Regions from separate parts of the Homo sapiens genome. Here region 1 is linked to region 2. Evidence: chromatin loops called from intact Hi-C (ENCODE). Cell type or tissue: Caco-2. All regions are shown on one strand. Links, peaks and the distances in the headings refer to the core of each region. The heading gives the core; the rest is flanking DNA. Region 1 overlaps DDX11-AS1 (DDX11 antisense RNA 1). Region 2 holds the start of DDX11 (DEAD/H-box helicase 11).

The links. Hi-C counts contacts between places; a loop is a spot of excess contacts. Peaks named below come from ENCODE experiments on the same cell type or tissue, not always from the same donor. Only the 100,000 strongest peaks of a DNase experiment are listed, where the experiment ranks them.
Region 1: a loop joins it to region 2, with 4 times the contacts of the local background. A loop is called at or near these places in 2 of 110 quality-filtered maps.

Annotation. Positions count from the first base shown.
Region 1 is chr12:31,019,849-31,028,177 of GRCh38, reverse strand. DDX11-AS1 (DDX11 antisense RNA 1) reads left to right here. Exons shown (of 3, transcript NR_038927.2): 3 at 6,149-7,415. Among named protein-coding and RNA genes, the nearest start is that of TSPAN11-AS1, 18 kb to the right of the region's middle. In Caco-2, for the core only: no CTCF peak of the experiment used is centred there; no DNase peak of the experiment used is centred there.
Region 2 is chr12:31,071,183-31,079,511 of GRCh38, reverse strand. It overlaps DDX11 (DEAD/H-box helicase 11), which reads right to left and starts at 5,652. Exons shown (of 27, transcript NM_030653.4): 1 at 5,421-5,652; 2 at 975-1,122. The coding sequence starts at 1,118. It overlaps DDX11-AS1 (DDX11 antisense RNA 1), which reads left to right and starts at 5,665. Exons shown (of 3, transcript NR_038927.2): 1 at 5,665-6,317. RefSeq lists enhancers at 4,408-4,937, 4,798-4,957, 5,488-5,597, 5,470-6,001. In Caco-2, for the core only: a CTCF peak has its summit at 4,822; DNase peaks (open chromatin) are centred at 4,791, 5,341, 5,691, 6,327 and 1 weaker place; H3K4me3 peaks cover 2,819 bases.

The DNA.
Region 1 (8,329 bases), core at 211-8,210, 52 kb after region 2:
GGTCAGAGGAAATGTAAGAAAAAAAGAAAAATAGCTGTATAGCTATATTTTATAATATGGACATATCATAGTCTATTTAACTATCTACCTATTGATGGCTACTTACATTATTTCCAATATTTTACTATTACCAGAAATATTAAAGTAGCATTCTCATGAGATTCAACTAAGAAGCTGACCTCCAAAAAGGTTGTGTCAATTTATATTACCATCCCTCACATTGAAAGTGCTTATTTCTAACCTCACCAAGGCCAGCTATTATCAGCCTTTTACATTTTTACCAATATATTGAGGCTATCTCATTCCCTAAATGTGCTTCTACCTGCTGAATGCTTGAGGTTAAACACGTCTTCAAAGATTATCAGCCCATTCCATTTCCCTTTTTAGGAATTACTAATTCAGATTCTCTGTCCTTTTTCTATGGGCTTGTCGGTATTTTTTTGCAGATGGGGGACAGTTAGGAGCAATAGCCTGGATATTAATCTTTGGTCTATTTAAAAAGTCGCAAATGTTTTATCCAAGTCTCTCACCTGACTTCTAATGCAGTCCTTCATTTTATCTTTTGTCATATAAAACTTCTAGTTTTTTTTTCAATTTTTATTATTTTATTTTATTTTACCATAAGTTATTGGGGTACAGGTGGTATTTGGTTACATGAGTAAGTTCTTTAGTGGCGATTTGTAACCTGCCCAGACCTTGGGGGAACTGAACAAATGGGGGCGAATGCAGGAATAAAAGACAAAGACGAAAGAATATGTTTAGAAGAAGGAGTCAGGGGGCACCTTGCCTCTAGTGGACAAGAGCCCTGAGCTTTACACAGCCCTCCATATTTATTAGACAAAAGAGATAGCGAGAAGTCGGGGGCTGGTTTTCAGCTGGCGGTTAGATTCACAGCAGGCTTGCAAGACTGCATTCTTTGAACAATAGGTGCTAGATTTCCCAGTAGATAACTTCAAGGAGCCCGGCACCAGGGAGTGAGGCCCTCAGCAAACCTTTTGGCAGCGGGCACAATGTGAGTTTGCTCACATCCTGCATTCATGATAAACAGTTTGCTGTTTGATCATATAGCCTCCAGTGGAATGGTGAGTTGGTCACAATCACTTTGGCCTTTTTGGCTCCCAACATCTCACCTTTGTGTTTATGTATTAATTGAAAGAATGTAAGGCCAGACTGGGCAGCTCTCATTTTCCGATTGATGGTCCATCTGATTTTACAGACTATGAACAGAAGACAGAGACAAAACATTATTCCAGGACCTACATATAAGATGTTAATGTGGTGCCTTAGATAGGTCCAAGGGTTGAGGCTCTCCAGGCCTTGCTGGAATTCGGTCCAGTCTTCTAAAGAAGGCTGAAAGTCTTATGTTTGCCCATTTAAATTAATAATGTTGTTTTGTAATTCACCAATATCAAAGGTGACGTTGGATGTGAAAGCTCCCTGCAAATGGGCTTTCACAAGGTCCCACGGATACTCACTTCGGTTGTATTCTAAGTTGGTTACACAAATATGAGTGTGATTAAAAGGACAATGCAATTGCTGCTGCAACTGCAAGCTTTGTGCTTGTTCCCTTAACCATAGAACCATGGATTTCAACACTGCCACTTCAGTTTGTAGCTCAGTGTTAATTCCATTCTGAAGTAGCCACGCTTGGTTGGCTGTGTGTGTCCAGTTCTCCACATACTGAGCTGTTTGAATAGCAATATGCAAAGCTACATAGGACATCACAACAGAAGACATTAGTGTGACCAAGGAAACAGTAGCAAAAATTATCATGCCTAAGGCTCTATGGACGTGATGAGTAAGCTAAGTTAGAAGAAGTTTCACAAAATGCAAAGCAGGTGTGGCAGCCCAAGCCTCGGGCAGATTAACAGGAATCCATAGCCCAGGGATACGACCTAAAATCATCAAAGGAGGCCAGGCGTGGTGGCGGGCGCCTGTAGTCCCAGCTACTCAGGAGGCTGAGTCAGGAGAATGGCGTGAACCCGGGAGGCGGAGCTTGCAGTGAGCCGAGATCGCACCACTGCACCCCAGCCTGGGTGACAGAGCAAGACTCCATCTCAGAAAAAAAAAAAAAAAATCATCAAAGTAGAGATATTTTTTGTTGTTGTTGTTTATTTCAATTTCATTTAGTTCTGGTATGATCTTGGTTATTTCCTTTCTTCTTCTGGGTTTGGGTTTGGTTTGTCCTTGTTTCTCTAGTTCCTTGACGTGTAACCTTAGATCGTCTGTTTGTGCTCTTTCGGGCTTTTTGATGTAGGCATTTAGGGCTGTGAACTTTCCTCTTAGCACCGCCTTAGCTGTATCCCAGAGCTTTTGATAGGTTGTGTCATTATTGTTATTTAGTTCGAAGAATTTTTAAATTTCCATCTTGTTTTCATTTTTGACCCAATGTTCATTGAGGAGTAGGTTATTTAATTGCCATGTATTTACGTGGTTTCAAAGGTACCTTTTGGGGTTGATTTCCAGTTTTATTCCACTGTGATCTGAGAGAGTGCTTGATATAATTTCAATTTTCTTAAATTTATTGAGGCTCATTTTATGACCTATCATATGGTCTATCTTGGAAAAAGTTCCATTGCTGTTGAATAGAATGTGTATTCTGTGGTCGTTGGATGAAATGTTATGTATAGATCTGTTAAGTCCATTTGTTCCAAGATACAGTTTAAATCCATTGTTTCTTTGTTGATTTTCTGTCTTGATGACCTGTCTACTGCTGTCAGTGGAGTATTGAAGTCCCCCACTATTATTGTGTTGCTGTTTATCTCATTTCTTAGGTCTGTTTGTAATTGTTTAATAAATTTGGGAGCTCCAGTGTTAGGTTCATATATGTTTAGGATTGTGATATTTTCCTATTGGACAAGGCCTTTTACCATTATATAATGTCCCTCTTTGTCTCCTTTAACTGCTGTTGCTTTAAAGTTTGTTTTGTCTGATATAAGAATAGCAACCCCTGCTTGCTTTTGGTGTCCATTTGCATGAAATGCATTTTTCCACGCCTTTACTTTAAGTTTATGTGAGTCCTCGTGTTAGATGAGTCTCCTGAAGGCAGCAGGTAGTTGGTTGGTGAGTTTTTATGCATTCTGTGGTTCTGTATCTTTTAAGTGGAGCATTTAGGCCATTTCCATTCAATGTTAGTATTGAAATGTGAGGTACTGTTGCATTCATCGTGCTCTTTGTTGCCTGCCTACTTTGTTTATTTTTGTTTTTTTGTTTTTGCTTTTTAACTTGTATTTTTGTTTTATAGGGCCTTTGTGATTTATGCTTTAAAGAGGTTCTGTTTTGATGTGTTTCCAGGATTTGTTTCAAGATTTAGAGCTCCTTTTAGCAGTTCTTGTAGTGATGGCTTGGTAAGGACAAATTCTCTCAGCATTTGTTTGTCTGAAAACGACTGTATCTTTCCTTGACGTATGATGCTTAGTTTCACTGGATACAAAATTCTTGGCTGATAATTGTTTGGGGAGGCTGAAGATAGGGCCTCAATCCCTTTTAGCTTATAGGGTTTCTGCTGAAAAATCTGCTGTTAATCTGATAGGCTTTCCTTTATAGATTAGGTTACCTGGTGCTTCTGTCTCATAGCTCTTAAGATTCTTTCCTTCATCTTAACTTTGGGTAACCTGATGACAATGTGGTTAGGTGAAGATCTTTTTGCAATGAATTTCCCAAATTTGTGCTTCTTGTATTTGCATGTCTAGGTCTCTAGAAAGGCCAGGGAAGTTTTCCTCAATTATTCCCTCAAATATGTTTCCCAAGCATTTAAAATTGTCTTCTTCCTCAGGAACACTGATTATTCTTAGGTTTGGTCATTTAACATAATACCAGGCGGTCTTGGAGGCTTTGTTCATATTTACTTATTCTATTTCTTTGTCTTTGATGGATTGGGTTAATTTAAATACCTTGTCTTCGAGCTCTGAATTTCTTTCTTCTACTTGTTCAATTCTATTGCTGAGATGTTCCAGAGCATTTTGCATTTCTAAAAGTGTGTCCAAAGTTTCCTGAATTTTTTTTATTGTTTTTTCTTTAAGCTATCTATTTCCTTGAATATTTCTCCCTTCACTTCTTGTATCATTTTTTGGATTTCCTTACATTGGCCTTCGCCTTTCTCTGGTCTCTCCTTGATTAGCTTAATAACTAACTTCCTGAATTCTTTTTCAGGTAAATCAGGGATTTCTTCTTGGTTTGGATCCATTGCTGCTGAACTAGTGGGAATTTTGGAGGGGGGTTGATCAGCCTTGTTTTTTCATATTACCAGGGTTGTTTTTCTGGTTCCTTCTCATTTGGGTAGCCTGTGTCAGAGGGAAAGTCTAGGGCTGATGGTTATTGTTCAGACTTTTTTGTCCCACAGGGTGTTCCCTTGATGTAGTACTCTCCCTCTTTTCCTGTGGATGTGGCTTCCTGTGAGCTGAACTGCAGTGATTGTTTCCTCTCTTCTGGGTCTAGCCACTCAGTGAGTCTACCCAGCTCCGGGCTGGCACTGGGGGTTGTCTGCACAGAGTCCTGTGATGTGAACCATGTATGGGTTTCTCAGCCGTGGATACCAGCGCCTGTTTCAGTGGAGGTGGCGGAGGGTGCAGTGGACTCTGTGAAGGACCTTAGCTTTGGGGATTTAATACTCTATTTTTGTGATGGTTGGCCTTCTGCCAAGAGGTGGCATTTTCCAGAAAGCATCAGCTGTACTAGTGTGGCAAGGGACCAGTGGTGGGCAGGGGCCCTAGAACAAACTGAAGGGTTGGTCTCACTCCCACCATGCCCCACCACGAACAGCCCTGAGTCTGTTTCCGGGTGGAGGGCAAGTCGGACTTGAAAACTTGCCCCAGGCTTTCCACCTCCCAGCTGCCAAAGAAAAGGGCTTTAGTTCTTCCCCCGTCTGTGAAGTCTGCAAGCCGGATTCACGCCCTTCCCCGAGTTCTGGCCAGGAGGCTTCTTGCCCCGTGCAAATTGTAACAAAGTTCAGCTAGAGAAGTCCTCCTTCCTATGGAGTTTTATCTCCTGCTCCTCTGCCACCCTCCTGATGGATCCCTGTGGTACCAGGCAGGAATGGGCTGCTTGGGTATCCAGCGAGCTCCCAGCGCCTTTCTGCTGCTTCCTCTACCCTTGTATTTTGCTTGGCTCAGCTCTCTAACTTGACTCACCTCCAGGTAAAGTCAGAAACTTCTCCAGTGAGGGGTGTGTGTTCGGGAGAGGAGGGTCTCCCTTTCCCACTTCCACATTGGGGCACTCACAGTATTTGAGGGTCTCCTGGGTCCTACAGGAGCAGTCTGCTTCTTTCAGAGGGTCTGTGGGTCCTCTCAGGATTGCTAGTCTGTTCTTGCAGTCAATCTGGAGCTAAAATTCACAATGCAAGCCTTCGCATGCTGCTCTGTTTGGAGCTGCAATCTAGTCCTGCCTCTCGTCTGTCATGATCCCTCCACCAAAGCTTCCAGTTTTTATATAATCTATATAAAGTTTCAGTTGAATTCATGCATTGCTACCAATCAGTTTCTTCTATCTGCATTATTTGGAGGAAAAGCACTCTCTTGGATGTGAATGAAAAGAATAGAGAAACTTGTAAATAAAATTGAGTAGGGAAATAATGAGATAATGTAGCTCCCACCTTCCCTTTTCCTTTTTCTGTAATAGCTCCTGTATCTTTTAGCATGGAATTTTGGTTTGGTGGGAGGTTTAGAAAAATAAGTGCACAGGTTTAGGTGATTTGCATATTTTATGAAAGAGTTGAAATGAAGTCAAACGTGAATGCTAATGGGAGACATTTCTCCAGGGGCCTCTTGTTTCTGCACATATTACAAGCAGCAGAGCTGGCTGTCTTTGCTCTGGATAATCTTTTCAAGGATGTTTGCATGAGATCAGCCTTGGAAAACAGAGGTAGTGTCTCCCTCCGGAGGAAATGACTGGTTTGTTTGCTGTTCGGTACAATAAAGATCATGTTTTCCCCTAGGCAAAGCTCAGCAGGTTTACTTATGGCCCATAATAAAAGATTGGGGTTTCCTAAACTCAGGGCTCCTCTCCTGTAACACACCCTGTATATGGAGTTGTCACCTGGCTCTGCTTGTCTCCCATGAATTGGGACTTGGGGAACCAGCACAAGAAAATGATGGTGCTCAGGCTACTGCTATTGCTATGAGTAATTAACCACCCTTTATCTCTAACCCAGGAATCTCACATCTTCTGCCAGCATCCTGAAACTATGGCAGACTCACTTGTTAACTTTGCAAATAAGGTCAAATTTCAGAACCTTCACAGCTCCTGATAGTCACCGTGTAATAGAAGATTAAAAGACAAGCTCAGCTCTTGTTCCAGTCAGCCTCATTCCTCTGCCTACAATACAAAAGTCACTCAATCATATTCTTGTCTTAAATTGAACAGTCCTTACATGGTTAAGAAAAGGAGAAATTCATTGTAAGGAATGTTTACATTTTGTTTATAATTCCTGCAAGTGTAATGTTTCAAAAGGTTTTCCTGTGGCTGAAGTACATTTACCCTGTGTAGCTCTAGAGAAATGAACTTACAAACTGAAAAATTTCAGCTCAGTATATAAAGAAAAACAGATTTTCACAATTAGATCTATCCCAAAGAGAATAAATTTTGAGGTGATAAGCTCACTGCTGGCTTAGATCATCACTTATGGGACCTCTAATGGGGCAGGGATCAGACTAGATGTGTACAAAGATCTCTTCCAACTGAAGCTGCTACTGTGGAGGACGTTGTTTTCAGTGGACTCTCTAATCAGATTTATTTTCATACCAAGAAATGAAGAAGGTGAGCTGGGGGATGCAGCTGGGACTCAGAAGACTGCACGTGATAGACTCATGAGCTGAAGATCTCGTGCTTAGTCTGGAGAAGCTCATCAAGTCTAGCTCACTTTGGAGTAAGTTGGTGCTGGAGAATGAATTCATGCTAACCAAATTCACCAAGAGCCTGATTTACAAATGAGAGAGCCAAGGCCTTAAGTTTAGAGCAAAAGACAAACTTCCAATGACTTTAGTTTTCTTGTCCAATATCTAGGGCACCTTCCCCTCTCCACCTGCTGTGTACACAGGAGAAATAATCACTCCACACCCGACTGAACATTTTCTAACCTTATCACTGTGGCAGAAACTGGCTACTCTTCCTCCTGGGTAGACAGCCAGGCTGTATTTCCCCGCTGCCCCTGCAGTGAGAGGTAGCCATTGGAGCCGGCGCAGGCCAATGGACTCTGCACTGGAGTGACACATGCTGCTTCCAGGCCTGTCCCTCAAACCTCCCACATGTCCTCTGTCTGCTCTTCTCACTTCCAAGGAGTGTGACCATCGTGGAAGCCCCAGGTTAGCAATGGCAGATTGGGAGGCATCGATGGGAGGAACCTGGGTCCCTGACTTAAAGCATCATGGATTTGGACTTTCCGTTATTGAGAAATAAACTTCCATTGTGTTTAAGCCTTTATTTGATTGTTTATAGTTTGTTATAGGAACTGCCATCTTTTCATTAAAACACTGATGCTGCCTCCTGTCCCTGGAATGCTTGTAACCCTGCCCTGCTTCCCCAGGGTAACCCCCACTTGGCCTTTAAGTTCATCTCTGCCGTCACACCCTCCAGGAAGCCTTCTCTGAGCACCCCAATCCCTCCACCAACGGTTTGGTGTCTCCAGCAGAAGCTGCACAGCTGCCCTCTGCCTGCCCTCTCCTTCCTCCTGTTAGAATCCCAAGACTCCCATGCAGCTAGAAGCACTCGTGTGATCCAGTGCCGGTCAATAAGATGTAAGAGGAAGCAGCTGGGCAGAGATTCTTAGGAATCTCCTTTTAAAAAGGAAGAGATTGGCCTCATTTCTGCCTTTTACCCTTTTTCTATGTGCTTGCCTACTTCCTGCCTGGGACTCCTATGCAGCACCTGCGAATGGGGACACATATTACAACTCTTAGGCTGAAACCCACGTGCTCAGGCAGAGTAGAAGGAAGTCCTGGGTTCCTGAAGGCATCATGGAGCCACCATGTCCGCCCTGGGCTACCGACCTCCTTTCTCCTGTTGTGTGGAGAATATGAACCCCGGTGCTTGAGCCCTGTGGTCGGGTTTCTTTTGGGCACAGCTGAAAGTAATCTTAACTAGACGAGCTCCTCTGTGAGTGCTCCCAGGCACCTGGCTGCCCTCCGCGGTGCCTATCGAAACACGCATCGCACTCGCATCATCTGGTTATGTGTCTGTTTCCCTGGCTTGTTGAAGGCACGGGGCAAGCACTCAATAACTGTGGTGACAGGGACGTTGCTGTGTCTCCTCATCCTGGACCTGAGGAAAGGAAAGGTTTCCCTGGAGCACACAGAAAATCCCAGTGGCATCCCCGCCCCATCTCCTCTATCAGTGG
Region 2 (8,329 bases), core at 32-8,031:
GTCTTTTCTTGCTCCACAGTAAGAACGCAGCCATCTGCAAGCCAGGAAGAGACCCCCTCCCCAGAACCAGAACCCTGCCAGAATCTGGATCTTCAACTTTCCAGCCTCCAGAATGGTGAGAAAATAAATTCCTGTTAAGTCACCCAGTCTATGGTATTTTACTATGGCAGTCCTGGCCGACTAAGACAGGAGTTATCTGTATGGAAAATCATATTGAGAGGCCACTGGATGATGTGGGAGGAACTGGCATAGGTATATTAAAAACTAAACTAACTTTAAAAGGGCAATTATTAACTAGAAAAAACAGAATATTAAGACATATTGTTCAAGACAAAATTATGTTCAAAACATAATCATAACACACTGGTTCACTCAGCAGAGACTAAAACTTAGAATTATATTTGAAGGATGGGGAACGGGAGGGAAAAGAGTTGGTAAGAAAGCCGTCTCATCTACCGTAATAGGTAGGCACCAATGACTTCAGCCTAATTTTTCTCAGACCACAGAGCTATGTTTAAGACTTTAGGCCGGGCACGGTGACTCATGCCTGTAATCCTAGCACTTTGGGAGGCCGAAGCGGGCGGATCACGAGGTCAGAAGACTGAGATCATCCTGGCTAACACGGTGAAACCCTGTCTCTATTAAAACTACAAAAAATTAGCCGGGCGTGGCGGCGGGCACCTGTAGTCCCAGCAACTCAAGAGGCTGAGGCAGGAGAATGGCGTGAACCCGGGAGGCGGAGCTTGCAGTGAGCCGAGATCGTCCCACTGCACTCTGGCCTGGGCGACACAGCGAGACTCCGTCTCAAAAAAAAAAAAAAAAGACTTTAATAGAGGAAGTGACTATTACTCAGATAAACAGAGACTACTCTGCCCAACTTCAAACTATGAAAATCTCTGGATAGGCAAACAGGAAAAGCTAGTACGGCTGCTGTTAAGTTGTCCTTTTCAGTATCTCTCACTGTTCATACTCACAGTGCCAGTTGGACTCTCAAATATCCCAATCTTGCCAGCCTCCAAAACCCGGTACAGCTCTGCCATGAAGTCTTCCTGGATGGAATAGGGTGTGAAGGGAAAAGGAAAATGGATGGCACCAACCTTCTGTGTTTCATTAGCCATGGACCTAGGAAAAATAAATACAACATTAGGGAGCTCTCTCATGGTCCAGGAAGAAGTGGCTTGAAATCTGGAGCATTATTTAAGAGCAGTCTCCACACTTATTACCAAATTTCTCCTTTTTTCTGGGAAGCAGAGACCATGTTCTCTCCATCCTTCGCAGCAGGTCCACGTGAGGCCATACCAGAATCACGCACTCCATCTAGCGGCATTTAACGGCTGTAGCAGAATGCAGACCAGGAAAGCCCCTAAACCCAATCTCCCCTGCATTTCACCGTGGCTCCGATACCTTTCTAATGCCTCTACAAAAGGCTTAGAGCTCTCTTCTCACAGACCAGCACCCCTAAGATCAAGGGTGTTGCTTATAATGACTTTTGCAGCTTTCTTCTCCCACGTCTCTGCAATGCACATTCACAAGCCGAAGCTACTTCACTTTATCCCGTTGTGAAGTCCTGGAAAATCATGACGCACAGGCAGAGGACCATAAGCACAGCTTGTTGTTTGGATAGCGCAAGTTAACATACACGTCCCTATCTTTTTTTTTTTTTTTTTCGAGACAGAGTCTCACTCTGTCGCCCAGGCTGGAGTGCAGTGGCGCAATCTCGGCTCACTGCACGCTCCGCCTCCCGGGTTCACACCATTCTCCTGCCTCAGCCTCCCGAGTAGCTGGGACTACAGGTGCCCGCCACCACGCCCAGCTAATTTTTTTTTTTGGTAGAGACGGGGTTTCACCGTGTTAGCCAGGATGGTCTCGATCTCCTGACCTCGTGATCCGCCCGCCTTGGCCTCCCGAAGTGCTGGGATTACAGGCGTGAGCCACCGCACCCGGCCTACACGTCCTTATCTTACAAGTATCTTTAGTTTGCTTCTTAGTTCATCCTGGCCTCCATTTCCAGCACCGAACAGAGCCACCACCTACTAACTTTTCTGGCCTCTAGACCTATGAGCTTTCTGTTTGGTTCCAGACAGGAGAGCTCTCTTCACAGCCACGGGGCTCTGGCTGGAACAGCTTCCCAGTACTGAGACCAGGCATTTCTCTTTCCTTGCTAGGCTAAGGTCTAAGAAAAACTCTGCTCCACGTTGACGTCATCTTTTTTTTTCTCCTCTCCTGAACCTAATTATCTCTGAGACAGTGATTCAAGGAAGAAAGGAGAAGTAAACGCTATCTGGAGGCCTGACTCTTCCATCCTGGTTCCCACACCTCTCTCTTTGGAACTCACTTCTCCAAGCTCTTTGCCAGGTCTGTCTCTTCTAAGCACAAATGTTAGTAAGTCCCAAACCCATTTTACTAATATTAGTAGATCGAGAGCCCATCTTTATAACTTTGGCCTCAATAAGACTAGTGATAGTGTCACTCTATTTACGAGGGGAAAGGTAGTTGCCACGATGCTCTTCGGTTTAGGGGCAATTAAAATGACTACAGATTGGTGGCAGTTTATGGATTTGCACAAGAAGAGAGAACTCACAGAACTAGCATTATTTTACCCTCTGTCTTCACAGAGGTATATTTGGCTGTTTTGTTAGACATTCTGGGGACAAGAAAAAATGAAAAAAGAAAAACATGACTACAGAGGTAGAGGAATTATTACAAGAAGGGTAATCAAAAAACATGATTTACAATTCAATCCTGAGAGAGGGGTATGTACTGAAAAAGCTTTAACACATGAAGGAAAGGGGAAGAAAGGTACCTAACAAATTTTTGAGTACCTCCTATGTGTTAAACACTCTACAGTGGTCTTTTGCTTTTATTATCTCATTTAATCTGTACAACACTATAAGGATACAGCTACTGGATACTGATGCTTACAGAAATTAAATAATTGCTCAAAGTCACAGCTAAAAAGTGGAAAACCAGGGATTCGAATCCAGGTCCAAATGACTCTGCTTTAGTGAAGCTCATCCGGTTGCAAGAGATATCCAGCATAAGTGAAGGGAGGTTCACTGAAGGGAGGTTCACAAACTGAGAGTAAGAATTGAAACTATCTGGGAAAGCCAAAAACAGAGGCAGACTACAAGCTGCAAGGCAGCTCGGACTTCAAGACAGCTCCAGGAACGTCACCAGCAAACACACACCCACGGGGTTCACTCTCCTGCTCAGCCAGGTGCCGGATACAGCCACAATCTCACTCCCTCAGCGCACTCGGTTTCTGCTTATCCCAAACTTTCGCTTACACGTGGCCTCATCAGCCCCTGGACCTTTCAGCTTCAGCTCCCACTGCCAAGTAAAAAGTCTTCATGTCTCCTCGTTCTGAATCCCAAGACAAAAAGCTGACCAGCAGCTCCTCTCAAGACAGAGCACTGGTCAGCCTGAGACTGGTCAGGCTCCCAGCCTCATCTACTCAGCTCGGGCCTTGCACTTGCTGCTCCCCTTGGCCTGGAGAAGGAGTCCTCCTCAATATCCAGGCTTTGGCTCACCTCCTCAGAGAAGCCTCTCCGGCTGTCTGGCCGCTGGACAGTGGTCAAACACCACCCCCACTCCTCACCCCCTAGCTTGCTCTAAGTCACTTTTAAAAAATCACATTACTCTGTATTTAATTTATTCATAGCTCTTAGCACCATCTGAACCTATTTATTCTTCCTCACTGGAATATACGTTCCATAAATAGAGGAACCTTGTCTGTCTTGCTCTTCTCTGGCTCCAGGACTCAGAACTAGGTGCTTCGACACCTCATAGGCATTCAACAAAAATCTGATGAACGAATGAGTAGCCAGCCAGACATCGGGGCTGTAAGTGAAGGTTTCTCTTCCGAGGCTGGGTAACGGAGGTCCCATGACTTGAATACCTATTAGTTAAATGGCCAGTTCTTTAATGGTTTCAAACCGTTTTCAGATAACCCCACAAAAACCCTGTGTGGTATTTTTATAAGCTCTATTTTATAGAGAAAGAAACTGAGACTCAGTAAACTTATATGACTTGCCCAAGGTCACTCAGCAAGTGCTTGAACTCAGGATTTGAACCACATCTGCCAGACCCCCAAGCCACCTGAAACTTTCTATCTCCTCACTTTTCCTCCCACCAGGATAAGTGGGATAAAAAAGACAGACTTGGTTACCAAACTCTAGAATGACAACACTAAACAATACAGAAGAAACGTAAGTATTATTTCACTTCCCCATCAGTGGTAATTATGGATCTCATTATTCCAGAAGCAGCACAGGCTAAATCATAGAGGTTTAGATAAATCTGAGTATAACGGATTCACTAAGCCCTATTAAAAACATTTGCAGTGACTTGTTCAGCCCTCTTCAGGTTGGCTGTGTGGAGGACAACCATCACCTCCCAGTGCCAAGGCACACACCAGGACAGCAAAGCTCACGCTCATAAAACGAGGTTAGAGTTGTGAAAGCACTTCAGGAACATATTAGTTCTTAACGTGTTCATTTTCTTCAGTCCCCAATTATCACTCATTACTGAGTACAGACTATTGTTGTGGGCTCAGTTGTGTCCTCCCCACATTGATCTTGGACATCCCAAGCCTCTGGGACTGTGAGAAAACACATTTCTGTGTCTAAGCCACCCAGTTTATGGTATTTTGTCATGGCAGCCGGGGCTGACCAAGACAACTATGTGGCAGGTACTATCTACCGTATGGCCCTAAAATGTTTTAACTTCACACACCTGGAAAGCACCACAGCCCCAAGAAAAAAGCTTTTCCGCACTGCTGTTAAGCCAGGGCCACACACTGCAGTACTGCGGTGCTCCACCAGCTGGAGGATGGCCTGGCCCATAATACCCGCATTCCCACCTTGCTCTGGCCCTGTGTCCCCTCCAACGTGCATCCTGAGCTCGCACCCTGTGTGGAACCCAAACAGCTGCTTATCAGCATTTAAGTCCATTTTTATGACACTTCCGTCAACAATCTGGTCAAGTGCACTCATTCCTGGCCTCCGTACTGTACCCTGCTCCGCCTCGATTCCCGCCCTGGGGGAAGCTAGACTCATGCAGCTAACTTTATCGGCTCTGGGCTCTGATTGCCAAGTTTAGGATCCCAGCTGTATCCTTGCTAAAGTTAGCATCGCTGGGGCTCAGTTTCCGTAAGAGACAGGTGGGTTACAAGCGCTCACTCACTGTTGCAGTGTCTTATCTACGTAAGATAATCCATGAAAAGCTCAACACAGCTGGGCCAAATCTAAGACCCAGACACGCGGCTGCTGTTAATGCCCACTTCTGCGCACCGCCCAGTTCCACCGCAGGCACAACCTTCCTAGGCCTACCCGTCCCCACACAGGGGTTCCCGCTTGTCAATCACGCTGGCCCGGCCCTCCACTTCCGGAATGTTTTCCCGCTCCGGACGGGCCACCCACCTTTGCAAATAGGGGTCCGGCGCCGGAACAGACGCCCAGTTTGCGATTTCACCAGTCTGCCCTTCCTCGTCCCGCTGCTCCTCGTCCTAAGGAGCTCTGCTGCCACACAGCACTGCGCTCACCTTCTTCGCCGGCAGAATTGCTACGCTGAAAGCCAGGCCCCGGGAATCAGGGCAAACGCCACTGAGTTAGAAACTGGCGGGTCCCCTCAGTGAAAGGCAGCCGGAACAACCCCCGCCGCTGCGCATGCGCACTCCGGGACGCGCGCGAACACGCAGCAGCGAGAATCTACAGGGGCGTGGTTTGCGCACGCGGGAACTGGGATCTCAACCCCAGGGCTAGGTGCCTCCTCCCGCTGCTTTCCGCCAGCTGCGGGGTGTGAGATTAATCCCCGCCGATTAGCGCCAGGTGTACTAAGCGCTGGATGGTTCCCTGACCAGATGAAACATCAGCCGATGTTCTAATGCCGGTCCCCTGGGCGCTGTCCCCGAGAGGGAAAACCTGTTTTCTGACCCCGGCTCTAGTCGGCCTCTGGAGGTCTGCAGCTGGGTTATTTTACCTTTGAAACGGACGACACCTGCCCCGTGCACCCCAGCGGCTCCTCCACACGGAGAGATGGTGTCAGTCAAAGGCCGTCTAGATGACGAGTTTATGAAATTGTTCCTGGCCCGTGCCGGGCACGACCTTGCAGAGAGCCCAGAAGATGAAACCCCAGCCCTGCCAGGAGCTCACCTGCTAATTAGGAGGACAACGAATCACCTCACCTCCCTAGACTTTGCTTCTCCTTTATTCAGTGAGGGATTGGACTAGCTGGTCCTTGAGGACTTTTCAGAAAGTCTGGTTCTGGGAGATGACCAATGGGATCATCTTATGCTATGAGCTTTCCTGGAATGACAGGTAATTGGTGCGCCTTCCCAGCAGGGTCAGGGAGAGTTGCTGGGACTTGAAGGAAAGGCTTTTGGGGAGAGGAGCCAGTGTTACAAACTATCGAAAAGCTTGGAGGTGGGAAATTTACAAAAGGTGATTCCAGGGTCAGCTTTTTTGTCACCTGCTTCCGACTTCGGCAGTTTGGAGAGGGCGAGTAAGTAATACCCTTCAGGGTCTTGGGATGTGGCCCAGCAAAATCCTTAGAGGGACTTTGAAGTCTTAGTTTTAAGTTTAGAATTAATGGGCAGAGTACTTAAATAGCCATTTCTCCAAAGATGTATACAAATGGCCCACAGGCCCATAAAAATGTTGCATTCCACCCTATAACATGTTTTTGCATAAAAAAGTTTTAAAATAACTGTTGTCTGGTAAATTGACACCTCTGGAATAGAATGTATGCTAGGTTTTTTACCCTACTGCTTCAAACCCCATCCTACACACACACTCCTAGGGTGTGCATCATCCAGTTTAAGAAGCACCCTTGGAGAAACAAAGTTGATAGTGTGTCCAGAATTGATGGGTTCTTGGTCTCACTAACGCAAGACTGAAGCTGCAGACCCTCGCGGTGTTAGTTTTTAAAGGCGGTGTGTCTGGAGTTTGTTCCCTCAGATGTTCCGATGGGTTTGGAGTTTTTTCCTTCTGGTGGGTTTGTGGTCTTGCTGGCTCAGGAGTGAAGCTGCAGACCTTCGCCTGAGTGTTACAGCTTTTAAGACGGCATGTACTGGAGTTGCTAGTTCACCCCGGTGGGTTCGTGTATCTCACTAGCTTCAGGAGTGAAGCTGCAGACATTTGCAGTGAGTGTTACAGCTCATAAAGGCAGTGCAGACCTAAAAAACAAAAAGAACAAAGCTTCCATACTGTGGTAAGAAAATCCTAGTGAGTTACTGCTGCTGTCTTAGGGCAGCCTGTGTTTATTCTCTTCTCTGGCCCCACCCACATCCTGCTGATTGGTCCATTTTAGAGAGAGCTGATTGGTCTGTTTTACAGAGAGCTGATTGAGCCGTTTTGACAGGGTGCTGATTGGTGCGTTTATAATCCCTGAGCTAGACACAAAAGTTCTCCAGGTCACCACTAGATTAGCGAGATACACAGTGTCGATTGGTGTATTTACAAACCGTGAGCTAGACACAGAGTGCTGATTGGTGCATTTACAAACTTTGAGCTAGATACAGAGTGCCGATTGGTGCATTCACAATCCCTTAGCTAGACAAAGGTTCTCCAAGTCCCCACCAGATTAACTAGATACACAGTGCCGATTGGTTCATTCACAAACCCTGAGCTAGACACAGGGTGCTGATTGGTGTGTTTGCAAACCTTGAGCTAGATACAGAGTGCCCATTGGTGTATTTACAATCCCTTAGCTAGACATAAAGGTTCTCCAAGTCCCCACTAGACTTAGGAACTCAGCTGGCTTCACCAAGTGGATGCGGCAGCGGGCAGCAGGTGGAGCTGCCTGCCAATCCCGCGCTGTGCACCGGCACTCCTCAGCCCTTTGGGGGTTGATGGGACTGGGCACCGCGGATTAGGGGGCGGCGCTCGTCGGGGAGGCTCCGGCCGCGTAGGAGCCCATGGCTGGGGCGCCGGCAGGCGGCTCAGTCATGGCGGGCTGCTCAGTCATGGTGGGCTGCAGGTCCCGAGCCCTGCCCCGCGGGGAGGCAGCTAAGGCCCGGCGAGAAATGGAGCACGGCAGCTGCTGGCCCAGGTACTAAACCCCTCACTGCCCGGGGCTGGCGGGCCGGCTGCTCCGATTGCGGGGCCCGCCGAGCCCACGCCCACCGGGAACTCGCGCTGGCCCGCAAGCGCCGAGCGCAGCCCCGGTTCCCGCCTGCGCCTCTCCCTCCACACCTCCCTGCAAGCTGAGGGAGCTGGCTCCGGCCTTGGCCAGCCCAGAAAGGGGCTCCTACAGTGCAGCTGCGGGCTGAGGGGCTCCTCAAGCGCGGCCAGAGTGGGTGCCAAGGCCGAGGAGGCGCCAAGAGCGAGCC